2 separate regions of the Mus musculus genome follow, and region 1 is linked to region 2. A link is a loop called in an ENCODE intact Hi-C map of the cell type or tissue named here. Cell type or tissue: heart. All regions are shown on one strand. Each heading gives the region's core, and the rest is flanking DNA. Links, peaks and the distances in the headings are about the cores only.

Region 1 (16,531 bases), core at 4,123-12,122, 150 kb before region 2:
CCTGGGGTAGGATGCAGATGCTCAGGCCAGCAGCAAGTGTGGAGCTGCAGCGAGTCCTGCTGGTGGCTGTTTGCCCTCCTGTCAGCATGGCCCTGTTGGAGGCTTGTTTTGCAGCTTCTTAATGGATGAGCTGATATTGTTTCTCTCTCTGGGACCCAGTGACCTTTTCCTCATGCCTGGCCTTTCTGCTGAGTCCGAGGGGCTAACTGGCCAGGGTGCAAGTGTCTCTCAGCACTGGGCAGCCTCCAGACTGTCCCCTGCTCCCACAACACGTGGAGAGACCTCCTCCCTCCTTTGGGGGTCTCTGTGCACATATCAGAATCCCCAGCCCATTCACCTCTCCTTTCAGGGCTTCTGCACATGGATTCCAGCTGTGTCTCTATTTACTAGTGCCACCATGCCTCTGTGGTGTCCCAGAAGGAGAAGAAATAGAGAAGGGAGCTGAAGAACTATCCTAAAGAGTCATGACTAACGTTTGCCAAGCTGGTGACAGACACCAGATCACAGAGCCAAGAAACCAGAGAGCCCCAACAAGGATAAAATACCAAGAAAATGGTGGCTTGCCTGCACGTGTTTTCAAACCACTGAAAACCACAAGCAGAAAATCCTTGAGGCAGACGGTGGGAAAGACCAGGCTATCGACAGAGAAGCCAATACAAGACTTTACAGATCTCTTGTCACCAACTATGCAAGCAAACACAAAAGATAAACCAACAAAAGCTGGGGGTGGTCATCATCTGAAGACCCACTCCATGGGAAACGCTTCTGTCCTCCAGACAGAGGAGATGCTGAGTGGAAACACTAGGAACTGAAAGTACTGGAGAAGACAGAATCATGCCGTAAAACCAATCCATGGTTTGTTTCAATTTCAGGCTCTATGTTTACAGCAGAGGTCACACTGTATGCATGGGGACAAGGACAGCAGCAAGGAGGCCCCATTGCTACCCAAGGAGAGACATGATACCCTTTTGATTGTCTGCATGAAACCTGTGCAAGATGGGCCCTGTTGATCCCAGGATTCTCCATGAGGGTCTGTTGGCCAATATTGGTTGCTGGGAGAAAGAGAGACATTTTATATAGAAGAGTAGCTACTGGCAAAGTGCCATGTTCCTGAAAAGTAACTGATTAAACTCACTGGGGTGGGGGTGGGAACTGACATGAAAGTAGAAGGCAGTCTACTTGGGAAAAGGGATAAGAGGGGCGGGCATCAAAATGTATCCATAGATGCGTGATAATATCATAATGAAGGCCATTGTTGTGAATAATCAATATATACTAATAAAGACATTGTAAGTAAGCATCACAGAGGAAAAGGGACAGATTTTAATCTGGAGCTTTCAGTCTGGAAGAAATGGGGCTATTCTTAGCTAAAAGACACTAAAAAGGTACACCAGTGGCTAGTGTGTAACTCTTGACCACATGGGGGCATGAATTTCAGGCACTCGTAATCTGGAAGGCTATCATATGAGCTCAAAGAATTCCCTGTTAGCCTGCTTGGGTATGGAAATGGGTCTGGGTTCTGTGGGGCACGATCTTGCTTTTAACAGAGGAGAACTGAAGGCTTATGTTACCAAGTGCTACGGTGCCTGAAATGTACGGTGGCGTGCTCTGCAAGACTCCAGGGAGGGCAAGGCTGCTTCCTATCACTAGCGGAACCTGGGGCGAGGAGAAGATTGGTGCTGCTATGTTTCTCCACCGTGTTCCACCAGCATGACAATTTTCATAATTAAGAAAAATCCCGATTTTCCATAGAACAAATTTCCAGGAGGCTCAGCCATCTGGCACATAGGCATACGCCCAAAAGCAAGCAAGAGGACTGCTGAGCAGCCAGTCATGCCGCCACAGCGCCTGCCCGGCAGGCTGCGAGCCCGTGATGGGTACTTATTGATGGAACCTAGCATCCGCTCCTCTTCCATCTGCTCTGACTTCCATGAAGAGATCTGTGTGGCTTAGGAGAGGCTGACTCCACCCCACCTGGAACATTCCGTGCCTCTGACCAGAGACTCAAGGACACTGTGTATTCTGAGCCAGCCCAGTCACTTCAGTCTGAGCATGAATGAAGTCCCAGTCACCCCGGCAGGTCCTGGCAAACAGCCAGGGAACACAAGGGCCTGATAAAGCTGAACCCCACACAAAAAAGTGGAGCCCAAGGGCACCTTGGGAGCTCTGAGCATGTGTCACCTAAAACCAGCATCAAGTCGCTTATTAATCTGTGGCAGAAGTTGACAGAGTCACAAAATGATGACATGAGGCCCTCTGAGTCTGTAGGATGTGCCTGCCAACCCTCACTGGCAGGCACAGAGCAGGAGACTGTGTTACATGTGACACACACACACACACACACACACACACACACACACACACACAGCTACTCTAAAATAACTTGCTACTCTGAAATCACTTCCTAAGATTCAGGAGCATGGACCCTGCAAATGAAGAGTTGAAAGGGCAGCTGCAGGCAGGCACACCACCGCCACCACCACTGCCACCGCCAGCATCCACCAGCAAGCACTGACGGCACGCGAGCAGATGGACTCCTGGCGAGGGAGGAAGCCCAGATGCCTGGCCACATGCAGAACTGGGGAAATGCAAATTAAAGCCACAACAAGACGCCTCTTTACGCCCACTGGCTGGCAGAACCCCCAAACTAGGATAATATCAAGTGCTGGCAAAGACATCCAACCCCAAGAATGCTTCCACGTTGCTGCGGTGGGGAGGGGTGTATGGAATACTCTACGACAACAACAATGCACGTGTAAGGGCATGTGCATCCATGTGCACATGGGTATGGATCTGTACATGTGTTTATACACACTATGTGTTGCATGTATGTGTACATCTGTAAACATGCTGATTAAGTGTGATTATGCTGTGTATATGGATGTGTCTGCACTTGTGTGTATTAACACATAGGTAGGTAAGTATCAGGAGTATGTGTATACAAGGAGACATAGGCACGTGTATGTGCATTTTTGTTAGTGTCATGAGCATGTGTAAAGAAATAGATAGAGGCATGTGTATGTGCAAGTGTAGTCATAAGTATGCATATATGTGTATATATGCACATGTCTCTGTACAGATGTGGCAAAGCTCCAGCAATGTACACACACAGAGAGATGCGAGCATAGACATACACACACACACACACACACACACACACACACACACACATTCGAGTGCACTAATAGATAATTTTTAAAGTTATCGTAAGGTGGCTTCAATGGGTAAAGGTGCTTGCAGGGCTAGCCTATCTGAATTCCACCCCCAGAACCCGTGCAAAAGTGGAAGGCAAGCCAGGTAGGATGGCACAGGCCTTTAATCCCAGCGCTCAGAAGGCAGAGGTGGGATGACCACTGTACTGTGCGTTCCCAGGCCAGTCTGGTATACACAGTGAGAGACCCTGTCTCAAAACAAACAAACAACTAAACAAACAAAGCAGATGGTAAGGCAACCCAACTCCACAAATTTGTCCTTTAACCTCCACACATGTGTCATGCCATGCCCCCACCACACACATCACACACAGGTGCTCCCAAACATATATACACATGCATGTGCACACATACACAGTACACACACTAATAAAAATAAGTAAAATAGAGCTGTTTGTTTTTAAGAAGAGTGGGTGTGGTCCCCTGCAGCTGTCAGGGACATGCACACTGGTAGGTAGACTCCTCCCAGGTGGTATGTTTGAGACAGTTTTCTTAGCTGTGACTAAAGCTTCAAAGCAAGTGAATTTGGAAACCATGACACCTGCATTAAATCACTCGTTACTGACCCTAGACAAGCCTAACTCCTAAAACAACAGTCACCAAAGTCAAAGGTAAGAAAAGGGGTCACACATTCACGATTCAAATTCCTGATTCAAGTGCACCAGGAATAACACCTGAGAGGTCAGATGTTCCAGGGAGTGGCAGTTGGTAATATGACCACACCTGGAGCGTGTGTACACCAGGGACTCTCACCTGCACTGGGAAGACAATATACTTCACTCGAGTCATTTCTGGGCCCTTTTGACATGGTTCAGCCTGCCAGCATTCATGCACCACAAAGGTTCTCAGCTCAGAGCCCACGGTCCCCTCATGTCACCCCTAGTCTGGTCAGGAAGTGCTAAGGCACAAGCACTACTCCTTGCCACTCCCTGGAAAGGAACGCAAAGGGTTTAATGGGCACAATACAGGGACACGAGAGTCATAGCAAAAAAAAATTCAAGTGGAAAGTAAGCAGAAGCAGGCACTGAAGCTCAGTAGTCCTTGAGAATGTGCAAGTCAGCCACAGACGGTCCAAACTGTTAAAGCCTGGGGCACTGCTTTAACAGCTCTGTCTCTGTGCTCAGAGGCAGAGCACAGGCTGAGCATGTGTGACAATGTGCACTTGACCCCGGCAAAGGAAAGAACTTTATAAAGGAGTTGTAAGCATCGTAGTAGTTTACGATAACCACAACGCCCAGGTTCACGCTAAGCAATCAACGCCATGGAAGTGAAACCTTTTCATTTTTCAAGATTAATTTTAGTGTTCTTTTGGTTATGTATGTGTGTGCGTGTGTGTTTGCACACATAAGTGCGGGTGCCTACAGAGGCTGGAGGCAACAGATCCCCCTGAAGCTAGAGGTACAGAGTGACATCTAACATGAGTGTTGGAAACTAAACTCCAGTCCTCTTTACCAACTGAGCGACCTCTCAAGCCTGAGAAGTGCAACCTTTCAGATTTTGTTCCAAATGTAGGTGGAGTCACACCTATTCACCGAAAACAACTAAGAGTGGAAGAAGCATCTTGCAGGTTCTCTACAGTTGCAAAATTCTGGTGTCACCAGCTGGGGGCTGGTAGCATTCCTACCCGCCACACATATGTTGGCATGGCCCATCTTAGGTTGCATTACAGGGGCTTCAGACCATAGAACTGGGTCTGGTGCCTTCCGCCCACCCCATGTGGAACACGGTCCTGCTCCTTTCACACCCACTGCAAGCTTTTCCCAGATGTCCAACTGGCCTTCATAATTAAGCAAAGTTCTCCACAACTGTAATGATCTTCTTGGCAAGCCCAGACACTGCACATCTCCAGCTGAGTTGGAATCTGTGGATAAAATCATCTAAGGCTATACTGCTGATGTGTGGTGCTCAGGTGAATGAGGGGAGGGGTAGGTGGAAAGTAGAGAGGCAAATGGTATACAGAGAGGTAGATGGATGGATGGATGGATGGATGGATGGATGGATGGATGGATAGACAGGTGTATTGGTTTTGCAGGAGGGGGATGGATTGATTGATCAATTGATTGTTCAAAAAATGGCTGGATAACGAGGTTGATGAGTGGGAGGAGAAATGAATGGATAGGTAGATGGGTGGGAGGTGCACTGGTAGGAAGGTAGTTTGGTAGATTGGTGGATAGATGAGTGATGAATGAGTGGGTGGCAGGTGATTGGGTAGAGAAGTAGATAGATGGATGGACAGCTTGGTGGCTGGGTGATGGGCAAAAATAATAATAAAAGTTTATAGTTTAGGAAACTAGCCTCCTCAAAGGACTCTCTCAGGAGCCCTGGGTACCACAAAGTTTGCTTTCTGACTTTTCTCCCTCTAGACTCAGTTTCTCCATTTGCTGCCCCAGGGCGCCTGCTCATTCAGTCCAGTGAACTGGGCCAGTTTCCGTTCTCCAGCCTGAGCTTAGGTGTCTGGAGTCACACTCTGAGACACTTGGCTCCTACCACTTGATGCCAAGGTCACCAGCCTCTGGCCAGCACTGTCCTCTTGGGACAGGCTCAGACTGAGAAAGCCTGGGTCCTACTGCTGGTTGCCATGGGAACCCTTCATCTCCTGTTTTTGTCCCTGACTGATTAAGGAAGGAGACTTGTAAAATGCCAGCACGTCACTGGGCCTTGTCTCAAGCCAGCTCTGATTTCTCCCTAACATTTCCCAAGAGCCAGCTAACCTTTTGCCACAAATAGACTGATGTAGGTTCCTGAAGTCAGCCTAGCAGGGACTGGGTCCTGCCTCAGGGGACTTGTGGACCCAGGGGACAGAGAAAAAGGGAGCTACATAAGAATAATAGCCAGGCCAGAGAACAGGCTGTCCTGTGGGGCCAGGCCACTGCTCTGCTAGACTATTGATGGCCATTCCATCCTGGACATATAAAAGGCCACGTGACCACCAATCAAGGGCCAGAACACAGCTCTGCAATACGTCTGTGTCTGTGAACCTAACTTTCTCACAGTTCTCTAGAAAGCTTTGATTTTCTAATTGGAAGTAGAGAATTGGCCATCCACCATCTTGTCAAGGGAGGAGATGGCATTAGCTGGGGTATTTGGGGAGGTCATACAGCAGGAGATGGCATGTTAGGTAATTCTTGAGAACGTGGGGAGCCACTCAAGAGATGAGCCAGCAGGATGGGCATCGTAGGAAGAGGGAGCAGTGTTTGCAAAGTCAAGGATGGCATGAGAGGTGCCTGCCTAGGGTCTAATGGTCGGGCTCACATGGCAGCCCAGGGTGTGCTAACAGTAGCTGCCTAGCAGTGAGCGAGAGACAGCCTGAGGCTCCTTGCCAGCTTCTTCATCTGCCCTAAGGGTCCTCATAGGCCACAGGTGTCCGCACTCATCTGTTTTTCCTGACGGAAGGTTTGGAGTCAGGAAGCTGGAGCCTATCCAGCCCCATGTTGAGATCTGATGCCTGTTCCATCCCAACACACAGCAAATAAGGTCTCCTCCACAAGGGCTCACATCTACCACTCCCAGGCCAGTGAGGGAAGGGCTGGTGTGGGGAGGGGCCTCCCCTCAGAACCATGTCCTCTAACCCAGCTTCTCTCACCATCTATTCTCATGAGCACACCTTAGTAAGGGGACAGAAGGATGTCCCTCTCGGATGTGAGGCAAGTTGAATGTGAATTGTCCTGTGCGCTAGAGTCACTTGGGAAGAGGGAGCCTCAACTGAGAAGATGCCCGGATCAGATTGCCCTGTGGTCAGGACTTTGGTACATTTTCTATTTTTCCTGAACTCATTCACCTTTCTCAGGAGTTACAATGAATGTTGTCTGTCCTCGATTTTAGGTTATTGCTAATGACATTTCTTTTTTTTTTCCAATTTTTTTTAGGTATGTTCTTCATTTACATTTCAAATGCTATCCCGAAAGTCCTCCATACCCTCCCCTCCCACCCCCCTACCCACTCACTCCCATTTCTTGGCCCTGGCGTTCCCCTGTACTGAGGCATATAAAGTTTGCACGACCAATGGGCTTCTCTTTCCACTGATGGTCGACTAGGCCATCTTCTGATACATATGCAGCTAGAGACACGAGCTCCAGGGTACTGGTTAGTTCATATTGTTGTTCCACCTATAGGGTTGCAGATCCCTTTAGCTCCTTGGGTACTTTTTCTAGCTTCTCCATTGGGGGCCCTGTGTTCCATCCAATAGCTGACTGTAAGCCTCCACTCTGTGTTTGCTAGGCCCCGGCATAGCCTCACAAGAGACAGCTATATCAGGGTCCTTTCAGCAAAATCTTGCTGGCGTATGCGATAGTGTCTGCGTTTGGAGGCTGCTTATGGGATGGATCCCCGGGTGCGGCAGTCTCTAGATGGTTGGTACATTTTCTTGATTGGTGATTGATGTGAGGGCCCAGATCATAACGAGTGGTACTACCCTGGGACAGTGGTCCTTGGTGCTATAAAGAAGCAGGCTGGGCAAGCTACAAGTATCCAGTCAGTAAGCCACACCTCTCCATGGCTCCTGCTTCTGTTCCTGCCTCCAGGACCCTGCGATGACTTTGCTCAGTGATATATTGTGACCAGGCCAAACAGTGGCACCTGGTGCAGGCTCACTGCAGTGGGGACAACATGGAAGGCAACAGTGCCATCTGCATGGCCAGAATGAAGCCACCAGAAGGAAGTGCAGTCACAGCTGTCTCCCGGACTGAGGTCAAACAGAAATCTGAAGGTGTCCAAAGGTGACAGGGGCACAGGAGAATCTATGGTGACACTAGGGAGGCTGCCCAATGGGACATATGCTCCCAACCCCCTCAGTCTCACCCAGAGATTTCTCCAGAAAATGACCATGCTGTGGTTTTGTTTAAAGGATCAGAAAGCAGGGACATGATCCCAGCTAGCCCAATTGCTCACTTTGACACCTTCTCAGCTATCCCGGTCTAAATCAGGCATCTGTCATGGAAATGAGAGTGAGTCAGATCTGAGCCTCCCTCCTGGACCCTGCTTTCAGCATCCAGATAAGAGACTGTAACCCTGAAAGGCCTACCTCACTGTCTGCCAAGCAGATAGCCTTCAGATGGGCCTGCTGAGGAAAAAGAGAGCCGGTCTCAAACGGGACACCACAGGCCTCTGCCAGAAGAGGGCAGCACTGAGACAGAAGTCGGAACCCACCCGCCGCTGCCAGGATTGTGTCTAGCCAAGCTTGCCTAGGCCAGCAGAGGCTGAAGCCAGGCAGGGAAAAGAGGGAGGAAGTGATGGGGCTGAGGGAGGGCTCTAAGTAGTGAGTGAATGAACAAGGAAAAAAGAAGGAAGGGGTCGTTGCCCAGACCAGCCCTGCAACTCTCATGGCTGAATCCAACCACATTTCCTCTCACCAGGGGCAGGCTTCAGTCCTGGAGGGGGTCTCGGACCACCTTGTCAGGCCTTTGGTTTGTCCTGTAAGAAAGCAAGGCTTATTGTCCCCACAGAAACAGTGGTGCCAGCTCCTCTTGATATCCTTAGCCAGAGCCATCTCTATGCCTGCTCAGCATCCCCTACCACTGCTCTCTAAGAGGCCTTCCTCCCAGCATCTGGGGTCCTCAGCTCTCAGGTGCAGGCAGCCTATCCAGCAAGCTCTGACAGTGCCTGTCACCTCTGCCTTCTAGGGTGGGGAACGTCTTAGGTCCAAGGAAGGCTCAGCAAGGCTGCTGGGTATCTGGAGTCAAGTCACCAGCAGATGGAGCCTGAGCACCCCAGGGAAAGGCCACTTTGATGGCCCTGCCATGATTAGCTTTTGTGGCCCTTAGCCACATATGCTTTCTGCAGGTGGAGGTCCACAAGGTGAGTCCCTAGGGATAGACTATCTTCCCTCCAAAATGGGCCCTGTGTTGGTCAGCTTCCTATCTTTATAAAGAAGGTGGTACAGTGAGTAACACACTTGCCACACAACCATGAGGCCCTGAGTTTGAATACCCAGAATCTACATAAAACTGGGCCCAGTAGCACAAGTGTGTATACAAGGAATCCCAGAATTCCTGCAAGGAGTTGAGAGGCAAACAGGAGAGGTCCTGAGCTCAGAGACCCCGTCTCAAACAAGGTGGAAAGCATAGGCTGTCCTCTGACCTCCACATGCACTGACAGGAACAGCTTAAGGAAGGGACATTTGCTCTGCTCACGGTTTCAGAGGGTTCAACCCACAGTCACAGTTACGCGGCTCCGTGTTTCTGAGTCTGTGGCGTGGCAGTGTCATGGCCACAGGAGTGTGCAAAGGCTGGAGAAATTATATCCACCACAGTCTTCTGTCCTCCAGGCAAGTCCCACCTCCTCCCTCCCACCACCTCCCAATAACACATAGCATAAACCCATAAAGGAATTATTTCACTGATTAGATCAGATCCCTCACAGTCTAGTAGACCCTGGGGACAGAATGACTCAGAGGCTGCTCCAAGATAACCCGTCAAAACCAGGAAAGGGGTCTGGGTCCCAGTACCCTCTCCATGGGACACCCAGTGAACTAACTTCCTGCAGATCCCCCTCACAGCACTACTCTGGGGGCTACGACTTTGACACACGGCCTCTGGGAGAGAGTTAGAATCCAATTAGAGCACTGCTCAGCCTGGAGCCTGGGACCAACCTGGCGTGCAGATAGAGTAGCAAAGAGGCCAGAAAGCCCCCTCACTCAGTGACAGCTGCACCTTGGCTGAGTGTGATGCACACTGGTCATGCCGGGAGTGTGAGGCAGGAGGATCACGTGCTCCAGGCCTGAGGTCCTTGTTGAGGGCTTGTTTCAGAAAAGCCTGGGTGTAGCATGTGTGAAGTCTGGGTCCCAACCCCACCACCAAGGAGAGTGAAGAAGCCGAGTCTTCTCTTCCACCCTGGATGGAGGCTCGGCTTGTGATCGCTTCAGCTAAGGATAATGGCAGCTGCAGTACCAGAAGGCGTGGGAAGCACCAATGCCCAGGGCTGGCTCTCCTTTGCTCCTGCCAAGCCTGGGATGGCTCCCTCTGTGTGGAGGTACTAAGGCTGGTCCCTGTAGCCCTCCAGCCTAGTGGCCCTCTTCTTGCCAGCTGACGCAGGGCCCAGAGACAAGGAGTTATGGAGAGCAACTACCTCTAGCTGAGCCACCAGCTGACTATGACAATCAGTGAGTCAGACAAGCTGCCCCACTTGATCTACACCATCAAGAGCAGCCAACGTTCTAGGCTACGAAGCCTCTGGAGCATCTGACCAAGTTAAAGCCAACTAGCACAGACTCTGCTTCTCCCTCCCGAGCTGCCCACAGCGGGCTGGGCTGAGTGACAACGTGAACCACTAGGAGGGACAGACATGGCACCTCTGAGCCCCAGTTCTCCTCTTTGTCTCCCTCCCAAACGTTTCCCTCCACAGCTCCCTCCCATGACTGTAGGACAGAGAAGCCACTCTATGCCTTGCCTCGATCCTTCCCTTCTTTGTCTTGCCTCCACACCTCCCCTTCTTTCTCCCCTCCATACCTTCTCTCCTCATCTTCTATTTTTACCTCTCTTCCTCATCTTTCCTCTTTCTGGCTTCCCCTCCAGGACAAAATGGCCACCCCACCCTCTGCTGCCACACACATCCCCTCGCTGAGCGCTGAGAGAGCGCAGTTGCCAGGTTACTCGGCAGTAGAGTCCCACGCTATGACATAAACATGCTGCCACTTGACGTTCGCCATGTCTTCCCAACTGAGGACAGATGGTATAGTGATTTTTCATTTCCCCAGCTCTTTCGGTGGAAGCACTGAAGAGGAAGGCAGCGGGAACAGCAGGTGGGGAGGGAAGGGCGCCCCACTCAGCCATGTTGGCACGCTGCACATTCAGAAGAGGCGGGATGCAACCGCAGCCAAGAGAAACGCACGTGGGCTCGGGGTCTTTCCACAGGCAAAGCTGGGCTGCTGCCTGTCTTACTAGGGTAAGGATCACACACACACCATCACTCAGTTACCAACCCAGACTGCTTCGTCCTAGACCTTTATCGGGTGGAGTGAGAGGATTAGGGACACTTGACATGAGGGAGCTTCCCCACTACAGCACTACCACCCCATAGAAAACATGTCGTGCTTCTCTGCATGCCCCAAGCCTCCCTGAGTCCTCATGGCAGGGATTCTGTCCCTAGGCCTCCCAGGCTTAGGGTGTCAGCTATTCCCTCAGGTCCCGGTCAGGACAGAGAGGGCAAATCCCAGAAAGCAGGGAGAGGCTCCAGAGTACAGCACAAATCCACAGCAGGTTCAAGCTGGAGGAATAGCCCCCAGGGTCAGCACCAGAGCTGAAGGCCTCTAGAGCTTCAAAAGTCTAAGTATTGACCCATATGTAGCAGAGAGAGAATGGCGCTGTGAGCATCTTTCCACCCGCTTTAGTATACACCTAATACAAGTGGCTCTCCATGTCTTAGTTGGCTTTCCATTATCATGACTGGAAGCATGGCAGTGTGCAGGCTGACACAGTGCTGATGGAGCTAAGAGTGTATCTTGATCTACAGGCAGCAGAAGCCGACTGTGTGCCACACTGGGCAGAGCTTAAGCATAGGAGACCTCAAAGCAAGCCCCTACAGTGACATACTTTCTCCAACAAGGCCACAGCTCCTAATAATGCCACTCCCTATGGGCCAAGCATTAAAACACAAGTCCTTGGGGGCCATATCTATTCAAACCACCATATTCCCCGACACAGGTTCTGGATCTGTGGATTCAGTCAGCTAAGATTAAAATGTAAATTAAACATTAGTAATATTCTGCATATATTAATTAATGCTTGATATTAATACAGTGGCAATATTCCTTAACCAGCTTTTTCCCATATAACCACGCACAGACCTTTTAATATTTCAAATTTAATATTATATCAAATATTAATATATTTCAAAGCTGGACAGATTCTTAACTAGCTCATCTAAATTTACCTGACCACCTATCCCTTCCAGCTAATGGCTAGCTGTGATCACATGTCTCCTCCCATGTCTCCTGACAAAAAGACGTGCCTTCCTTTTTCTTTTCTTCTTTCTTCTTCTTTCTTCTTCTTCTTCTTCTTCTTCTTCTTCTTCTTCTTCTTCTTCTTCTTCTTCTTCTTCTCCTTCTCCTTCTTCCTTCTCCTTCTTCCTTCTTCCTTCTTCCTTCTTCCTTCTTCCTTCTTCTTTCTTCCTTCCTCCCTCTCCCTCTCCCTCTCCCTCTCCCTCTCCCTCTCCCTCTCCCTCTCCCTCTCCCTCTCCCTCTCCCTCTCCCTCTCCCTCTCCCTCTCCCTCTCCCTCTCCCTCTCCCTCTCCCTCTCCCTCTCCCTCTCCCTCTCCCTCTCCCTCTCCCTCTCCTCCTCCTCCTCCTCCTTCTTCTTCTTCCTCTTCCTCCTCCCAGAGTTCCTTTCTCCCTCCCAGGAAGTTCCACCTTCAACTTCCTGCCTAGCTAATTAGCCATTAGATTTTTATTAAAGCCATCAGAGAATGCCTCAGGTAGGTAAGGAAGGACAAAGACACAATTCCACGCAGTGTACCCCAACATAAAAACTTTATAGAAATAAGATGTACTCTCATGTCAAACATGATGTCCCCACTTGTCACTAAATAGTAGCATCACTGTTTACTCAGTGCCAGTGTCACATCAGGTCCCCCGTTGAGATGGCTTAGAGTCTATGGGAGCTGGATGCAAGTTTATGCAAACATGACGCTGTATTAGTCAGAGTTCTCTAGAGTCACAAAACTTTGGGAATGTCTCTATATATTAAGGGAAATTATTGGAGTGACTTACAGTCTGCAGGCCAACTAACACAACAATGGGCAGCTATGAATGGAAGTCCAAGAATCTAGTAGTTGCTTAGTCCCATGAGGTTGGGTGCTTCAATTAGCCTTCTGTATAAGCTGGAATTCTGAAGAAGTAGGTTCCAACAGATGTGTTGGTAAGTGCAAGCAGGCAAAGAAGACTTCTTCTTTCAATATCCCTGTGTAGGCCTCTAGCAGAAGGTGTAGCCCAGATTAAAGGTGTGTACCACCATGCCTGGACCTAAACTGTTCTTTACTTGAAGCTTGCTCTGTCTTAGGCTGGCCTTCAACTCAGAGATCTGCTTGCCTTTGTCTCCTGGTACTCAAGGAACATACCACCTTGCCTGGGTGTAAGTTTTTCATGGCCACTCTGCCTCAAGATCTGGATCAAAAGCTTGTATCATCCCACCTCAAGATCTGGACCAAATGCCTGTGTCTTCCAGCCTCATGATCTTGATCCATTTCTGGATTGTACTTCATTCCAGATATGGTCAAGTTGACAACTAGAAATAGGCATCACAGACACCATCTTTAGAGAGGGCTTAGGTCTATGGACTTTGGTCTCTGTGGAGGATCCTGGACTTGTGGATCGCAAGGTGGCTATTCAGATTTGCAGCCACACACGAAGCTGTTAAGTCAGTGCAACACAGGAGCAAGAACATCATATAAGAGAGGCATTCAAATGTTTCAAATGTCCCTTCCAGCTACAAGTGTGTACACACAATGTGTGTCTGCGTGTGTGTGTGTGTGTGTGTATGTGTGTGTATTTTATACAAGAGTAAGTGCCTGTGTGTGCTCATTTATGAGTGTGTGCTAGAGTACATGGCATGTGCATATATGTAGAATGCACTAGTATGTGTGTGGATATTTTGATCCAGATACATCAAAGAACACATGTTTGTTAGGTTCACAGTCAACACCTCTTTTCCTCCATTGATAGCTTCTATGGGGCCAGTTCTAGAGGGCTCTGGTCCACAAGGGATTAAAGTTAGACATTTGGGAGCTAGCACTTGTAAGAGCCATTATGTCTATGTTAGCTCATCACACAGGAGCACTTGACACCTGTCTGGCCTCTGCGGAGGACACTAAATGGACTCCTCTGGGCCCTCACTGGAGGGTTCCTGTGCTCTTCAAGATTCTGTCATGATTTCCTAATCTGATGGCCGTCATTGCTCAACTTCCCCCTGTCCTTTAGCTCTCCCTGCAGTTTCTAGGTTTTTTAGAGGTCATTCTTGATTTCTATGGTCCCCAGATGGAACCAAATGGGAGGCAAAGAGATCCCAGAAGAGCCCACAGAAGACCAATAACTCCCTCACAGAAAGGCACAAGAGTGGGGTGTGTCTCTTTGGCTCTGAAAGCACTAGAAGAAAAAGAAAAAAGACATTCTAGAGAGTTCCAGCCACAAGCTTGGGTCAGCAGAGTTGGGCACAACTCATCCTTGCTGAGTGACCCCAAACACCGGGACACAAAGTTCAGCCTAAAGAAGTCTTTACCACACAGGTTTCTGGCAGAAGTGAAAGCAGTTTCCAGAGAAAAATATTTGAGACTCTGATCTTAAAAATTCCCACAGACTTAATTAAGTCCAGGAATGAGCTTTCTATGAGAAGCCAGAGCAGAAATCTAAGCACAAGACTATAGAACCAGACCCACAGATGGGAGATGCACAGAATAAGAAAATTAGTCTGTTTGATGTGTTTAAAGAACTAGACAAGAATATTGAGTATACAGACTGTTCAAAACTCCTGAGCAGATTTAACGGGAGACCAGAAGCTGAAATTAGAAACTCAAATGGGCGAAGAAGGAGGTAAAAGCTAGCTGTAGAGAGAACTCAACAACTGGAGGGTAGAGCTGAGGAAATCACTCAGAAGGCAGAGGAGAAAGGCCTTAAGGGTGGAAAACTGAGACCTGCCAAGGACTGACCTGAGGAGACTCTCCCTCAGGAGTTCTGACTGGGGTGATCCTCCATGGGTAGGCCTCTGTAAGGAGACTCTCTGAGTAGTTTAAATGTGAAAGGTCTCCCATAGGCTCAGGTGTTTGAGAAAACTTCCCAGTGAGTGAAAAGATAAGCAGTAGAAAAACTTCCTTCAGAACCTTCCTGAAAACAACTGTGTGGAGTTTCTCTAGCCCGGAAGAGTACCCCGAAGCTATCCTTTGGAGAAATACCTTCCCAAGGAAAAAATCCCTGAAGAAATTGCCCTTCATGGTATGGCTGCCTCCAGTGTGACACCCTCTCTAAGGAGACCACCCTGAAGAGATATGCCTCAGGCAACCTAACTAGAAGTCCCAATGAGATAAGACCTCCCTCAGAATAAAATTCCTGAGGAGACTCTTTCTGTGAGGAGATCCCTCTCTATATGGACATCACAGGTGAGGTCTCTTCTGAGAATTCCCTGATAGGTCTACCCAAAGGAGACAGACCTGCCTTAGGAGACCCTGTTTGAGGAGACTGCCTGTGAGAGATCAAACCTACTCCATCTTGGACTCCATCGTAAAAGAAAAAGAGCCTGAGAACTTGACCTACAGCTGAACCCAAGCTGCACCCATGTACCAGAAAGGACCCATGGCTTGTCCTTGGCCCATTCCCAGAGTTACTCCCTAGCTACTTCCTATCAACAGCCAATCAAGATAAGTCTGATTATTTCAGCTGTACTTTCAGACCTTTTGTGATTGTTCATGGTTTTTGCTTCAGAGCACCCACCTGTTGACTTACAATAGTCATTCACTTAGCTGCTTGCCAGGCTGGACACCCCCTCACTTGCTCACCATTTCCTACAAAAACCTGTCCTGCTGAGGGTTCACCAAGCCGTCCTGCTGCACCAGGGTGGGCGGTGAATAACCCCAAGCTTGAGTTTAAAAAAAAAAAAACCCTAGTGTGATTACATCAGAGTCAGCCTCTGGTTGGTCTTTTGTGGTTCTCGAATGCTAAACAGGCCCAACACCTGAAATGGTTCTTCCTTAGGGTATCTCCCTGAGGATAGCCTTCAGAGAGCTGCCATCTCCATGAGGTCTCCCCTAAGGAGACCTGTCTGAGAGACTTTCTAAGGTGATCTCCCTGAGGAGAATGTCTGTGAACAGCTTCCTAGGACCCCTCCATGGGGAGACTTGCCTACACATGTCTTGGGAAGGAAGAGCTGCTTTTAGAAGGGCTGCAAGTCCTTCCTGTGGGTCCCTATCAGTAGATTCTCCAGGACAGGACATCCCCTGAAGAGATGGTTATGAGTTGGGTACAAAATGTCCTCTATGGGTTCATGTATTGAATGCTTGGTGCCCAACTTGTGCCACTATTTTGAATAGTTCTGGAAACTTCACAAGGTGAGATAATTGCATCTTCTTCTCCTTCTCCTCCTCTTCCTACTCCTCCTCCTTCTTCTTTCTCTGTCTCTCTCTCATCTCTGGGGTGTGTGTGTGTGTTGTCATTCTGTATGTATGTGTCCGTCTCTAGTCTCTTTAGATGTCTCTTTCTCTCTTTCTTTCCTACCCACCATGAGGTAAACGGATTTCTTTATACACTACATGATGTTCTGCTACAAATGAAATCTCTGGAACCATGAGGTAAAATAAATCTTCCCTTCTTTTAAGTGCTTCTGTCTGGTATTTGTATCACACTG
Region 2 (16,531 bases), core at 2,748-10,747:
ATCACCCAGTCCTCTGTCCTGGTGCCTCCATCCCTCCCCCAGCAGTCCCTGCTGTGTCTAGGCACCACCCTGGGCTCTGGGAATTGTGAGGCACAAGCAGGATGGGCAGTGTGTAGGGAAACACATGCCAAGAATATTCACACTCACACACAGCCATGGCTGACTACCTGTGCGGAGGTGCCGGGCTCTCCTTAGGAAACTGAACACAGAAATCCAACCCACATAGCCCTTCAGGGGGCTCCCTGTCCATCAAAGCTCACTCCCTGTGAGCCGCCAAAGGCCCACAGACTCCAAGTATGGGATCAGCACTCAAAGTAAGGTAAAAGCAAGGGAGGTGAGAACATGTGGTCTTGGCTATGAGTCTGAAGGTCAAGTTCACAGCTGCTTATGTGAAGGATCAGATTGTCTGGGCTCGAGTCAGAGGACAGAGGCTAACTTTTCCTGAGCTGAGGGAGCAGATACAGGGATGGGAAATGAATTAAGTCTGATGGGGCTCCAAGATACCCAGGGTTCTGTGGCCCAGGGAGGCTGCAGAGGCTGGCAGTGACTCGGTTTTAAGGTCTGAAACAAAACTTGTGTTGACAAAGACAAGAGTTGGGGACATCGCCTCACACAGTGGAGGGCTGGACATGCAGGACCCAGGGAGGATGTGCCTTTGCACAAGCATATTCTTGGCACTCAAGTGTTAGTGGGCCACACCAGGCCACAGCCTCGACCCATGTTAGCAGCGCTCTTTCAACTCTACTTAAGACAACTTCACACTTTTGATTTCACTTTCTACTGCTAGGAAAATGTCAATGGATATTTAACCATGTGTGCCCACATAAATGGCTTGGACTGCTTAAATTTCTAATGGAAATAAGTTGTTCGTGTGAACATGCTGATCATGTAGGTGACATGGTCATGTTTTAAGCACCAGCTGCTTCTTGTTTCCTAGATTTTTCAATCCCACAAACAACTGGCCAGCTTCACCCTGATGTGCAGAACACTGTGGGTCTACCAAGCTCAGCCCTGGTCAGGACATCATTTCAGAGCCCTACAATAGGTAGCCCATGGGAAATGAGCAAAGGAATTTAATTTGGCTAAAAGAGAAACTCAAGGGGTATGTGTGTGTGTGTGTGGGGGGGTGTGGATAGAAGATTCCACAATATTCTTCCAGCTCGGCCCATAAAGGCTGAGCAAGCGCCAGGCAGAGGCAACCTCACACACATCCACAGAAGCTGGACAACCTGTCTTCCTCACGTCCCCTGGCAGCCACCAGCCTGGTCGCAATCATCATACACACACTGCCAGCTCTGCAGCTGCCAGCCATGGCCCTCACAAATCAAACCCCTAGTCTCTTCTCATATAGGACACGCAGCATGAGAACAAGGCAGAAGGTTCCGGACACCAGAGGGAGGCAGCGGGCATTCAGGACACTGTGATCTGAGCCACCCCGCATGCCACACACACAGCCCAAGTCCCCGTGACTACTCACGTCTTCCTTGCTATTCATTTACTTCCCCTCATATCCCAACCATAGCCAACAGAGCTCCCAGGAGGAGCCTGAACAGGTTCCACACTGAAGTCCTACACACCACCCCAAAGAGACAGTGGGCCTTCCACACAAACCCTGAAAGAAAAGTCACTTACTTTCTTAATAGGACCAGTTTTTATTTTCTAATATTAGGCATACTCCAATACAACCTGACAGCCTCTCTCCCACACGGTTTACCCTGCTGGTCCTGACATCTGAGGCCTAAGGAAGAAAGAAGGATGCTACCCCACCTGTGGTTGTGCTGACTGTCGCCTCACTCCACAAGGGGCCTTAAATGCTTCCAGGCACTAATGTCACTCCCAACAGACCACCCAGGAGAAGGGAGGGGCTGGAAGGGTGTCAGCAGATTGGAGATGCTACAGGTTTTACTCTCTCAAGTAGTTTACACCAGTGCCCCAAACCAACACATCGGGTGCTCATGCAGTCCAGCACATTATGGCAAAGGGGCATGTGTGCTCCCAGTCTGCATAATCCCAGGAAGCCATGGTCAGGACTTCTGGCCACTGAGAACCTCTTGTTTCTCTGGATCTAACTGCCATGTGCCCTGAAAGACACTGGACAGGACCTAGGGAAGCTATAGCACTCCCTGCCTCGGAGCAAAGAAAGCACAGACACCTGTACTTTAAGAAAGGCAGCAGTAAGCATGCGCACTAGACACAGAGCCACAGTATTCTTATGACCCCACCCCCACCCCATTTTAAAGATAAGCAAATTGAGGCTCAGAGGAAAGAGATTCCCTCGGGACCAGGGTTTGAGAACACTCGCTCCACCTTACATCCAACACCAATGGGCGAGGGAGCACCTGTCTCGGCCTCTGGCCAGCAAAATGAATCAGCTGGCCATCCGCCTGGTGGGAAAGAAAAAGATAAGAAGCAGGGAACCGCACCACTTCAAACACAACCATGTCACCTGGACATATCAGCCCAGTGGGAGCTGCTCCACCTGGAAAGCCATCCCTGTCCTTAGGGCTGCTTCTGGCCCTGCTGCAAAGGGAAGGGCATGGCCGATCTCCTATGCGCTGATACTCTACACCCACACCTGGCAGGGATAATCTAGCAGTGTCTCCTCCAGGAAGTGGGACTTAGGTATTAGGAAGAAAGATTAAGCAATTCCCAGAAAGGAAAAATTTGAAATAAGTACCCAGGGATTAATGACAATCTTCCATATAAGCTTACATTTATTTTTATCTTCCATCAACAGAAATGTCACAAAAGAAAAATGTTATTTTTGTCTTCTCTCACACTTTAAAAAACAAAACCCTATTACACACTTAACTTCATACGCTCCTATAATAAGCAAACATTAAAATCTGATTGTTGTCTATATGTTCCTGCAGAGCCAATTTGTTATATTTTGAAAAGTGAGCTACAAGCTAGCAATTTAAAAAGAAGAGAAGTGTTAATGTTTATCCACTTGAAACTTAGCATTTCAACAAAACTGATCCACTAGCATCTTTAAGAGCTGTTAGAATTACTATGGGTACTAAAAGAAAATGTTTGGTGCTTTCAGACAGGCACACAGGGTACAAGCAGTACCGGCTTACAAGGGGTTCGGGGGACCCAGTGTCCCAAGAAGCCACACAGACAGCCCTGCACTGGGGCTGAGTCCCACACTCACCCATGGAGCTCACTCTGCCCAGCCCTGCACTGGGGCTGTGGTCCTCGGTGCACACTCACCCTGTGGCTCTCACGACCCAAGGAAAGCAGCCCCAAAGTGCATACTTCAAAGCACCTGGAAAGTCCACAGCGCCTATTCCCAAACAGGTGAAGATAAAGTAGTAACCTGGATGCCAGGCTGGCTTGTAGCATCCCATTTACACACCACGAAGCGGCTGGATGGCTTACCTGCTGGTCAATAAAAACGTCCGAGTCATCTGACAGCCCCTTTTCCAAATTCATCTTAAGACAAGAAAACGTCCATAATGCGCCAGGCACCTGGATCTAAAACCCCATCCGACACAGCGGCATGCCTGTGCATGTCAGAAAAGTTCAGACATTTCAGTTCCATGTGCTCCCTTCGTCACCCATAGCAACAGGACACCGAGGAAGCTGTGGTCTGCCAGAGACTCAGACTCTATCTTGATCGTCTCATACAGAAGAGTCATTTATATATAAATCACCCTGTGAGATCATTTTTAAAGCATTTCCTCTACAGAATCTGAAGAGCAACACTGGCTGACGGGGTAATTTCTCAGCACAACAGCTGCAAAGAATTTGTGTTTTAGTGGCGTGGTATGGTTTGCAACCTTAATTACAGTTGCCGCTGATTCTATTATAAGCCTGCTCCTTATGCACGCGCTTCCTCCGTGGCAGCCAGCAGGATCTAGTATGTTCCTAAAAACCCCTCCACCTCCACGCAGCATCTGTGAAACATGATTGGTTGCATTTGCTTCCCAAGTATGAACAACCCAAGAGCGTATGAACCTGATGGATCCTGGCTTGTGAAAGGAAGAAGGCGGAGAGAAAGTAGTGCTATAACCTGGGTCCCACTGCAAGATTACCTGCCACTTTCCTGAGACTCAGTGAACCGCTCACCCAGGTGCCTCCAGGCTTTGTGGTTTGGCCAAGCTGGTCCCACAGTCCTCCATCACCCTTGAGTGACCGAGTGACAACCTCAGAAATTACAAATGAAGTGCCTTTGACCCTTAGGCTGTGAGAAGCCTTGGGTCTGCGTCACGCCACCAGATGGAAATCCCTAGGGCCAGACTCACCTTTGCTTTTCCTTGAGAGAGACGTGTGTGACCACAAGGCAACACTAAGGACTGAATCCACAACACCTTGCCTTCCCTCCCAAGTAGAAGCTGGTGACAGCTGGTGACAGCTGGCCAGGATGAGAACTGGCAAAAGCTCAAGCTCCTCAGACCAATGGCTTCTGGGGGACTTGCAGCCATGATCATAGGAACAAAGCCAGCAAAAGCAGCAAGGGGTAGGGATCGTGTGCACCACCCTCACCCCAACCCCAGCAAAGGTGAGGATGCTAATACCTTACAGGGGTGAAGCCGACAAGGGCAGTGGCTTCCATAGCTAGAGATGATGCAGATGGCCTAACCTTTACAGAGCTGCTCCTTGCTGAAAGGGAGCACCACCTCTGCTCTGTTGGGAGCCTGGAGACTCTGAGCCTGGTGATCTGTCCTTTGAGACTGTCTTAGTCAGGGTTTCTATTCCTGCACAAACATCAGGACCAAGAAGCAAGTTAGGGAGGGAAGGGTTTATTCAGCTTACACTTCCACACTGCTGTTCATCAAGGAAGTCAGGACTGGAACTCAAGCAGGGCAGGGAGCAGGAGCTGATGCAGAGGCCATGGAGGGATGTTCTTTACTGGCTTGGCTCCTCTGGCTTGCTCAGCCTGCTCTCTTATAGAACCAAGACTACCAGCCCAGAGATGGCACCACCCACAAGGGGACCTCCCCCCTTGATCACTAATTGAGAAAATGCCTTACAGCTGGATCTCGTGGAAGCATTTCCCCAACTGAATCTCCTTTCTCTGTGATAACTCCAGCCTGTGTCAAGCTGACACAAAACTAGCCACTACAGAGGCCAATGACAGCTGGCCACAGGGCACTGGGAACTGTCTCTATGCCAGAGAGTCTAAGTGGCCTACGGCAGTCAGAGTGACAATTGTCTGAGGGCCTAGCACTAATCTATAGTTTGGGGAAAGGTGCAGAGGGCAGGACATCCTAGTCCACAAGCCCTCCAGACCCTAAAACCATCTATGAGTGATCAACATGCACATGAGCCAGGCATGGTTAATGTGCACAGAAGAACCTGCTGGGACCTTGGGAGGCCACCCAGCCATATAACACTTAAGAACCTTATGCAGAAAGCTAGATGCTTACTCTTATCATCTCAAACAAAGGCCTGCATCCAGGTGTGTTCAGTCAGGAATGAGAAGGGAAGAAAACAATGGGGTCTTTTTGTATGGATGCTGTGGTTCAGACACAAGCAGCCTGGGGCCTTGAGGGCGCATCCTCTCCTCTCATACCTGCTGTCTGGCCTGGCCTCTTAGCTGATGAGGTCATTAGTCAGGCTGAGAAGAGTCTCTTCTGAGGACAGACCTTGAAGAAAGCAAGGCCAACACCCAGGACTCTGCTGTCCTGTTTCCTAACCCACACGTGCTCTGAGAAAGGGCTGATTAGCTGCCTGCCAGATCAGGGCCAAAGGGTGACAGATAACAGTGGTTGGTGGTGGCCAGAGTCTCATGTGCCTTCCTTCCTTCTTCTGCCCACCCCCAGTGCTGTGGGATTGTTTTCAAGCCTGGGCCCAACAGGCCCAGCATAGCTCTCACAGATAGAAGCCTCTGGCCAGTTCAGGAACAAGAAGCCAGTAAGACATCAGTGGAGGGCCTCACCAAGACAGTGAGATGTGAGCAGAAAACATTGGACACCAGCTCAGAGTGAGTGAGTCTCTCTCCACTCTCCAGCCCAGGCCAGCCACTTCCCACACCAGCTACCTGGAGCCCAGAGAAGAGTGGAAGCCATCATCTGGCAGATCAGCAAGTGCATGTGGGATGGGCTCCCGCCATGGTGTCAGATGGATACTCAACCTAGAGTACTCAGAACACTGTCACTTGGTCAGACAAGAAGTGCCTACTAATTGCCCACAGTGCCCAGGAACTGCCTCACCAACATCCCTGCCCCAGAGCCAGCACTTGGAGAAAAGGATGCTGGAGTCCACAGGATGTGGTCAAGGGTCTAGACAGAACCACAGGGAGAAGAGGAAGGTGACAGCATTGTAAGTGAGCAAAGGACCAAGACCAAGCAGATGTTAAGAACCCATGGGAGGCGAGCCCCAAAATTCTAGTGAGAGCAGAGGGCTTCCCCAGCCTCCCACTCTTCATCCAAGCATCACCCACTGGACAGCTGGAGAGACCAGCCAGGCTGAGTCCTCTCCACCTACCAGCACCATCAGAGCGTAGCCTTACAACCCTCAGTGCTCCCACCATTGCCCACTTTGCCAGAGCAGGCCTAGCTCTGCCCTCCACCACCTTTAATTTAAAGTATAGTGTCTTTTAAAAAAATAATACATAAGTATAAATTTGGCATTACTTGAAGTTAGACAAAAAAAATTTGTCTATCTGTCTACCACCACAGCTTGCACCTGCCCTCAGGTTCTGTTGGCTGCTGTATTCCCAGAGCTAAACAGAGTGTAGAAAAGGAAGGGAACCCAGTGAGCAGTAACTGAATGAGGAAATACTCCAGGCAAAGAGAACCCCAATTGTGTCTCCGAGTAAATAAAGAGTCATACAAATGAAGAGAAGCTAGGACTATGAAAGACCAAACGAAGCAGTATTCTAAAACTTTCTCTGAGAATCAGGAGAGGATGGATTAAAATATAAAGAAAAAGAGTTTATTTTGAGCTGTCTGCAGAGCAATCTTAGAGAAAATGACAGCTCTGCAACCACCAAGTCTCAGGTAGGGGAGGCTACAGTGGAAGCAACCAAACCCACGAAATGTCAAGAAGGCACCTGCCCACGAGTCCTGTCCTGGCTCTCACTTGGAGTTTTTGCATGCTTTGCTAGGGATTGTGACTATGGTGAGCAAGAAGAGTGGCTGGGTCTGCAGATACTATCTAAGCACCCACTACCTGGAGGGCCTCCTCCCACTACATCTGGAGCATAGGACTACTTTGGATGGAGGCAAAACTGTGACTTGAGCGCCCCCTGCTGCCTGGGAGCCTGCCATTGTCAGTACCTGAAAAACAGTACCCATGTCAGAGTAATTAATTCTGTGGCAACTCCAGCTCAGGTAAAAGAGATCAAACCAGCTCTTCCAGCAGTGTTCTGCAGGGCACCAATACAAAGGACAGGTCCCTTGAGTCTGGAAGGTCAAGGAGTAGGGGCTAAAACATGGGCTTTACCCAGGGACAGAGATCAGGTATACAGGACAGGCAGTGCCGGCCCACAGATAGGAAAATGTGGGAGCCAAAGGAAGATCAATGTGCAAGCAACAAGAGATGGTTTAGGGCCAGCCAGGCTACTCAGTGAAACCCTGTCTCAGAAAGCAAAACAAGGGCCAGCAAGATGACTCAATGAATAAAGATACATACCACCAAGCTTGCCGAGTTTGATACCTGGAACTCACACAGGAGGAGGAGAGAACAGAATCCCACAAGTTGTCCTCTGACCGCCACACTCACGCTGTGGCACAAGCATGCACACAAGCACACACGCACATGTACACACATGCACAAATGTGGGTCCTTCCTTCCTGCACTGCCCTCCAGGCTGGTTCCCAGGCCCCAAGCCAGCTGCCACTTGTTGGCAACAGCCATCCTGTGGAGTTAAGCTGCACCCCTACAAGGAGGATTGTCCCAGCTGGGCTTATGACAGTTTATATACTCTCATGGAGGGTCGGGGAGGGTCACAAGCCCCCTCACCTGAGTATCCAGTCTCTCCCTAACACGTGGTATATGTAACTGCTGAGCTGTACATGGCCTGAGGAGGAGCTAGAGTATGTAGGCTAAGGATGTTGAGATGAGGGGAGGGAGCTTCATCTATGAACTATGGGGAAGACCTTATCTTTGCTGAGTAGTTTTTTCAGGCATGGCCTGTTGAGGGAACTGTAACTAACCCCTTATCTATGCTCTGTAAGGAGGTCTGTCTTAGGGTTCCCATTGCTATGATGAAACACCATGGCCAAAGCAACTTGAGGAGAAAAGGGTTTATTTGGCTTACACTTCCATATCACTGTTCATCATCAAAGGAAATCAGGAAAGGAATTCGAGCAGGGCAGGATCTGATGCAGAGGCCATGGAGGGATGCTACTTACTGGCTTGCTCCTCATAGCTTGCTTGGTCTGCTTTCCTATAGAACCCAGGACCACCAGCCTAGGGGTGGCACCACGCACAGTGGCTGAGCCTCCCCCCATCAACCACTAATGAAGAAAATACCCTCCAGGCTTGCCTGCAGTCCACTCTTCTGGAGACATTTCTCACTTGAGGCTCCCTTCTCTCTCATGACTTTAGCTGTGTCAAGCTGACATAAAATGAGCCAGCACAGAGCCCAATAAGCTCACTGGTTCTCCAGAGTGGGTGTGGAGGGAATCTGGCCTTGGACTATAACTAGAACCTCAGGAGAAGGGGTTAAATCATGTTTACATCTCCCTCTGGGAAGGAATTTTAACACCAACATCATATAAACAGTGTGGGGTGACAGGTGGTTGGAAGGACAGGTGACCAGCACCTGCAGTGTCTTGAGAGGCACAAGTGACCAACATGCAATCAGGACTTGCCTGCTAGGACAATGTCCTTAGAGTCATCCTCACACCCTTATGGTCTTGGACACAATACTGGCATCTTGCTAAGGAAGAAATGCTGCCATTCCTGCACAGCAGCAATTTTGCCACCTCCATATGGAGTAAAGACACCTGGGTCTCCTGAGTATGTACTAAAGGGCCTAGTACCAAAAGCTCAGTATGGGATCATTGGGTGGACTCAGAACAAGGCAGATAAACAGCCAGGAGACCTCAAGGTATGGTGACTACTGTAGGCCCGAATGTCAGTGTGATCAGAGTCAGGCCTTGGAGGATGACAAGGCTTCCCCCATACTTGCACGGTGATCCCACAACAGCTACAAGACTAAATGCAGTGTGAGCAAAATCTCTTATTTCCCCAGTGCACAAAGAACTATGATTTTCAATGCAAGGTGGTTCCTGTCCACCTCTTCAGTGCCAGAGAACATCACAGTTCAACTCATGGAAGATCAGTCAAGGAGAATTGGAGATACCCAGACACACAAAGCTTTAAGGGACATAGGCTTCCCATGGGAGGTCTATACATCCCTTCTGGCTGCTCCCTGGTTATGCCTCCCTCTCCCAACTTCAGGCTCTGCTGAGGCTTCAGTTCTGATTTCTTCCTGGGGCTGGTCCTGCAACCTCTCATCACCTGGGCCGGAACAAAGCATCAGTCTTCAGGACCAGACCTGCTCCAACCATGAGGGTCCTGTGTACAGGCGGCAGTGGTGGTTTTCTCTCCTGGCTGTCAGCATGCCAGGCTAAACACCACCAGCGGGGCAGCTGCTTCAACCTAGGTTTCCCCACGTCTTCCCTTCCTGTGTGGCGCAGTGGCTCTGTCTGTTTTGCTTCCTAGTAGCTGCAGGATTTTTGAAAAGCAGCAAATCCATACATGAACAAAGGCTCCTTAATAAATTATTAGAGATGGCTGGCCCCACCAGGAAGAGCTTTTCATAAACACTTATATCCCCATCTCTTCACCCCACAAACAGCAAAAGCCAAAGGCATGGATCCTGCTGCAATCAGGATGTAGCCAGTTAGGGGGCCTGATGTCTACTCAGGTAGCTTCTCCTCTGCAGGAATCATACCACCCTCCGTCTCAGCATCCCACTGCTCAAACTGCCACCCAGCCTTGGGAGCTAACCTGCAAGCCAGGCATGGCAAGACTTGGCTGAGCATCAACAAACAAACAAATAGGCTATGAAGATGGTTCAGTCTCCATAGTAAAGTGTTTGCCTTGCAAAGCACAAGGACTCAAGTATTTTTTTTAAAGCCAGTGATGTTGATCTGTTAAGGTGCTATATTGGGAGGCAGAGAAAGCAGACCCCTGAGCCTGAAGCTGGTGGTCAGTGAACAATGGATGAGTAACAGCACAGCACCTGAGGACGGCCTCCAGTCTCTACAAACAAGAGCACACATCAGCACCTAGACAAACACAAAACAAACACAAAGCCTGAAGCTGGTCTTAAATTGCAATTACCTTTGAGTGTGTGTGTGTGTGTGTGTGTCTGTGTATGCCTGTTCACGCATGCGTGCTGAGATGGAACCCAGAGTTTTGCACATGCTAGGCAATTGCTAGTCCAGGACTCTATCACTGAGCCATAATCACAACCCTGAATTACTTTATGATTAATTTCTCTTCTAACATCTGGCTCTCTTTGATGACAAGCACTGGACACTTTCCATCTTAGCACAGCGCAGCATGGTAAGAATGCTTGATGCCACAAGTACTAGGACTTAAGAACAGGCTAAGGAGACAGAGACTGAGACAGAGAGTGGCATCCATGGCTTCCAAATTCCTTTACAGAGCATAGGCATACTCACACTGCATACGCTCAGGCTTAACACAGAGCAGCCTCCCCCCTGCCCCTTACAGCTCCTAGGAGGTCTGCAGGCCCACTCCTGTGTGCCCTCTACCAGGCTGAAGCCCCCAGCTCACCCCATTTACTCTGCCAGATGATCTCACTCTTCTCACAACGCTGCATCTGAAAGACAGGCACACTGGGCATATACAGAAGAGACTCCAATGCAGCCCTAAGGGCAGTCTGCAGGCGCTGCCTCAGACCTCCTCTAAGGCCCTGCTTTCCTTCCCACCAACCCTCCTTACTCCCTTCTTCCCTAGAATTGAGACTAGTCTGTCCAGACCACTCCCACCGCCTCTCTGGCCTTCACCTCACCCATCTTCTCAGGCATACCTGCAAAGTCTGACCTAGCTATGTCTTTGCCTCCTCAGATCCACACAGAACAACCACCAGCTCGGGGACAAACACAAAACTATGGCACCAACTTAAAGATGGAAAACTGATTTGGGTTCACAATTTCATAAGTTTTAGTTCGTGGACAACAGATGCAGAGGGGTATGGAAAAGCGAAGTTCTGCACTTCACGGGGGCCAGCAAGAAGAAAGACTGAGAAAGAGCCAGGAGAGGGAGAATGAAAATGGAGAGCAAGAAAGAGAGGGGGAAGGGTGGGACAGACAGGGAAATCAAACAGCTCCTAAGGATTCATCCCACATGTGACTGGCTCCTCCAGCTAAGCCACACCTACTCTAAGTCCCACCCACTGTGGCTAAGCCCCACTTCCTCCAGCTAAGCCACACCCGGTAAAAATCCTAGCACCTCTTAAACTAGCACCAAGCACCAAGACATAGGGATAAAAATCTTCAACCCATGAGCTGGAGGGTGCATTTCAATCTCAATCCATACCTAAAAATGGTTAAAATGGCAAGCTGCATCATGTGCATTTTCCCACAATAAAAAATTTAAGTACAGATCTTTTCTCCTCTTGGCCCTTTGAATTTCCACAAAAATTTTATAAAAATAATCTTAAATTCGGTAAACACCTGCTGGGATTTTTATTAAAGCTGCACTGAAGCACAATAGCAGAGTAACTCAGACGGTTTTTACGTTAGGGGAAACAAATCAAGCACAGCGAGGCCAAGGCCAATGAACTCAGTCTGTGAAGCCCGAAGCCTGCTTGCACAAAGGTGGAGGGTAGGATGGGGCTCCAGAGGCACCATCAATTCAGGGCAAAGCTGGAGCGTAGCTAAAGGACATAGCATTACACTTAGAAAAAGAGTTAAGAGGGGTGTGTGTGTGTGTGTGTGTGTGTGTGTGTGTGTATACCACAACACACACGTGGAGGTCAGAGGACAACTTGTAAGAACTGGGCCTCTTTCCACCATATGGGTTAGGGATCAAACTCAGGTTTCCCGGCTTGACAGCAAGCATCTTTAAGACCTTCTGAACTATCTCACTGATCCATTATCCAGGATGGTTTTTTAAATTAACAAGAAATTTAATGTTAAATGTTCTTACCATACACACACACAAAAAAATCACTATATTTGGTTACATGGAATATCAATTAATACCTCAAGACATGATATTGTACATGATAAAAATATATAACTGTATGTCAACTTAAACTTGCAAAAGAATGCATTGCATTGAATCCCCGATCCTTTCCTAGCTGTGTTCACAACTGACTTTTGTATCCATGTACCCAGCAGCCTTGCTAATCTCCTCACTACTCTGAGTAACTGGCCATCACTTGGAATTTTCTGTTAAAACTTTTTTATTTATTTTTTGCAAGCACTTCATATGTCTGTTGTTTTTAATCTCTGTGTGTCTCAACAATAATACCAGTAAAAACTTAAATGGAAAGTAGAAGCAGACACTGTCTTGGCTGGTCTTAGGATAGCTTAGTATATAATGTGTGCCATGCCACACCATGCCACACCATGACACAGGCCATTCGGAGAACTTGGTGGGACCTTGGATGCTCCTTTTCATTCTTACATTGTTAGCTTTTGTTCATCATATATGGACAATGAACTATACCAAATGCGTTTTCTGCCTGTTTAGCTAATATGTAACTATTTCCTACTTTACTCTGTTAATGTGGTAAGTCACACACTCTAGGGGGAGGGAGGATTAAAATTTTAAATATCAAATAATGTACCCCTAAAATAAAAACTGCTGCACTCTGATTGCTAATATCTTGCTTGGGATTCTCACAGGTAGTATTAGCCAATCTTCTAAACTTTCTCCTCAGAGCATTTGGTTCCAAGGTTATAGTGGCCTCCTATAAACCAGCTAAGAATAAAGTACCCCCTTTATCTACTGTTAGATAACTGCTGCTTTACTCTCGATTACTGCCCTGCTCCTGCTCCTATTCTTTGGCTCGTGTCCAACCTGAGATGACATTCCACTCTCCTTGTCGCACACTGTTGGGGCTGGGGAGACAGCCCAATCTATACAGGCCTGTCCACTAGAGTGAGGACCTGATTTCAGATTACCAGCCCCTACATAACGGCTGGGCACGGTGCTACACATCTTCAACCCCAGTGCTCGGAGGGCAGAGACAAGACTTCTGGAGCTCACTAGCCAGCTAGCCTAGCAGAATCAATGAGTTTCAGTGAGAAAACTAGCCTCAAATATAAAGTGAAGGCAGACCAAGAAGGACACCAGATGCCAACTTCTGACCTCCATATGCAAGCACATGTGCATACAACTCACATGAACATGTACATACACTCCCCCGCCACACACACATGCATGCACACACAAAAAAGAAAAACTATAAGAAAGTTAAATTAGTAATCCCTCACTGGTGTTTTGAGTCACGTGAGAACTACTCTGGGGAGGAGGATCACTTGGGGCAGTTCCAGAGGACTGCAGCCCATCACGGTGGGGACCAAGTGTTTGAGATTCACAGTGGCAGTAATGTGTGTCAGTGGCTGTTCACATGGTAGTAAGCCAAGAATGAGAGCACAAAGGTGGAACCAAGGCCAGGTGGAACCTTCAAAGAGCCGCAACTAGGCCCTAACTTCTGTGGATGGGGCCTCTAACAGCTTCCCAAAGTAGTTTTAGCAGCTAAGGACCAAGCATTCAAAACCTGAGCCTCTGCGGGGCATTCCAGGTTCAAACCTAACAGGTTTTAGCCACGCCCTGCATGTTTAGGCAGGTGGTTACTTCCAGTGCTGTTCCGTTCAAAGCACTTCCTAATATACATGGGGATGTCTTCTTTGAACCGGATGAGTTAGCAAGGAATGGCTCACTGAGCTGACAGATGCCGCTGTTTCTAGCCTGCCTGCAATGAGGCTGTGCACCCTTTGTCACTCACTCTGCTGAGACTTGCTTTACAGCATGAGCTCAGCTTTGCAACCGTCATGAGGGTATAATGAGAAAGCACTAGGCACCAAGTCACAGCAACGGGGGAAGAGACTAATGTGTCAAGAGTGACTGAGCACCGTGAAAGCAAATGGTGGGAGAGACAGAACTAAGTTCAGCACCATTCCATCCCTGCAGCCCGAGGGCTGGCAGGCAAAGGCCTCCAGAGACCCAGGTAAGAGACAGAACGATTGGCTCCAGTACACTTCCCTCATAGAGGGCAGAGCAAAGTGCCCCTAGGTGCCGGCTGGCTGGCAGCTACCAAGGCTATTGCTTAGTCAAGACAAAAGAAATCAAGGTAGATGATCAGGAGGCCAAGTAAAGACATTTTCAACTTGCGAACTTAAGCTGCTTCTCAAACTGGAAATCACTAATTATGGGAAAGATCAGGAGACAATCAAGAAGGTTCTATGACACCAAGGCAAGTGTCATCAATAGCAATGCCTCAGTTTCCCCTAGTGTTTAACTTGGCAGAATCTAGAATCTCCTGGGAGATGGGCTTCTGGACATGTCTGTGGAGGATTATCATAATTATGCTATTTGAAATTGACTGGAGAACCCCATCTTTTTGTTTTGTTGGTTGGTTGGTTTTGGTTTTTGTAGACAGGGTTTGTGTAGTTCTAGCTGTCTGCGTCTTGGAACTCACTCTGTAGACCAAGGTGATCTCAAAAGCAGAGATCTGTCTACCTCTGCCTCCTGAGTGTTGGGATCAAAGGCCTACGCCACCACTGCCCAGCTGGGAACCCCATCTTAATCACGGACGAGGCCATTCCCTGCAGAAGATCCAGGTGTATAAAATTGAGAAAGCCAGTTGAGAACTAGCATGACAAAGTCATCACTCCCTGCCATCAGCTCCTGCCACCATGACTCCTCTGCTCTGATGACCCATAACCTTGAGCTGTGAGCCAGAATAAATCCTTTCTCCCCTAAGTTGCTTCTGTCAGGGTACTGGGAGGCAGCATGCTGGGAACGTGTGCAGCTATTCTGGGCCAACAGCAATGCTCCCACCCTGTCACAGGACACTCAGAGAGAACCTGAGTCCCCAGATCACCACAACATTACAGGGCTCATGATACCTGGGAGGGCAGGAGACAGACCTGCACTCGGGGCTGCGCATTAGCAGAGTGGTGAGAAGTTGGATGTCTCTTCTCAAGAGACAAGTTGTTAGCACAGACCTCTCACCAGTCACAAAGAAACAGAGGTTTGAGCCAGGCGTGGTGGCACATGCCTTTAATCAAGTGAGTTCCAGGACAGCCAGGGCTATACAGAGAAACCCTGTCTCGAAAAAAAAAAAGAAAAAGAAAGAAAGAGAGAGAGAGAGAGAGAGAGAGAGAGAGAGAAAAGAAAGAAAGAAAGAAAGAAAGAAAGAAGGAAGGAAGGAAGGAAGGAAGGAAGGAAGGAAGGAAGGAAGGAAAGAAAGAAAGAAAGAAAGAAAGAAAGAAAGAAAGAAAGAAAGAAAGAAAGAAAGAAAGAAAGAAAGAAAGAAAGAAGGAGAGAGAAACGTCTGGAAGAAAAGAAAAGGTCTGGAGGCCTGACTAGACTCTTGATTGCTGCCTGCCTCTCCTTTGGGAACATGGCTCAGACCCTGCTGCCCACATTGTTCCCACTGCTGCTTCCTGCTGCTAAAAGCAGCTCTCAGTTATGCTGAGCCAGGTGGACACAAAGTTTCTACATGGGACAATGGTCAGCTTCCAGTATCAAACTGTCCATCGTGAGTGTGAGACTGGTCCTGTCCTAGGCTCAGCATTGCACCCTTCCATGCAAGGAGACAGCTCCTCCTTACCCAGGTCACTCACAGCCAGGGTCACACAGGGAAGTGCTTGCAACCAGTGACTGTGGAGGACAGTGGATGAGATGGTGAAGCAAATGGGTCAGGATGGAGTGCCCAGAAGATTAGAGTCTGACATGGTAGCCTGGACATATTTGTGTGTAAGAAGAATGGGCCCAGGTGAGACTGCAAAGGATTATGAACAGGACAGGTGATGAGGCTGGAGGACAGAAAGGGAAGGCCTCAAAAAGGCAGGAGTGACCAAGAGCATGAAGACCCGTCCCACATGGCTGTATTCACCACCGAGCACCCTAGACCCCTAGCCAAGACCTTCGAAGAACAAGGCCAGCCTCTAGGCTGAGAGGCAGCACCAACATCAGCTCATGGCAGCCTCAGTCCCAGCTGCCTCCTAACCACAGCAGCTGCTTGGCATGTGGTCCCCAGACAGTGAGCCGCTCACTCTCTAGCCATCAGGGTGATGTCGCAGTACTCTGCTGCACTCTACAGTAGCCCTGTAACCAGGGCCAGCTGCACCTAGGGGCCATGGAGGCCACAGACACAGAGGTCTGGAGGAAGCTTCTAGCACAGCTGCCCCAGCAGCCAAGGAAAGTATACATGGACAGGCGCCACAGCTCCCCAGTACACCAGGGTTATTTGTAGCTTATGCACTTTGAAATCTTCAGGGTAAATTCAGAAAGATTAAGCAAGAGGCTACCCACATGATAAAAAGCCACAGCTCCACTGCCCTGTGACCCAAGAAGTGTTTCATAGCCGGTCTGCAATTGGGCTTTCTATCTGTCAAGTGGCCATATCAGCAATACAAGC

The links. Hi-C counts contacts between places; a loop is a spot of excess contacts. Peaks named below come from ENCODE experiments on the same cell type or tissue, not always from the same donor. Only the 100,000 strongest peaks of a DNase experiment are listed, where the experiment ranks them.
Region 1: it touches region 2 in a loop (4-fold over the local background); 3 of 42 quality-filtered maps call a loop at or near these places.

What each region holds. Positions count from the first base shown.
Region 1 is chr5:35,123,750-35,140,280 of GRCm38, reverse strand. No RefSeq gene overlaps it. Among named protein-coding and RNA genes, the nearest start is that of Lrpap1, 26 kb to the right of the region's middle. In heart, for the core only: a CTCF peak has its summit at 8,326 (motif pointing right); a DNase peak (open chromatin) is centred at 8,320; H3K27ac peaks cover 558 bases.
Region 2 is chr5:34,976,719-34,993,249 of GRCm38, reverse strand. All of the region lies in intron 3 of Rgs12 (regulator of G-protein signaling 12), which reads right to left. Among named protein-coding and RNA genes, the nearest start is that of Rgs12, 36 kb to the right of the region's middle. In heart, for the core only: no CTCF peak of the experiment used is centred there; DNase peaks (open chromatin) are centred at 4,369 and 7,189; H3K27ac peaks cover 971 bases.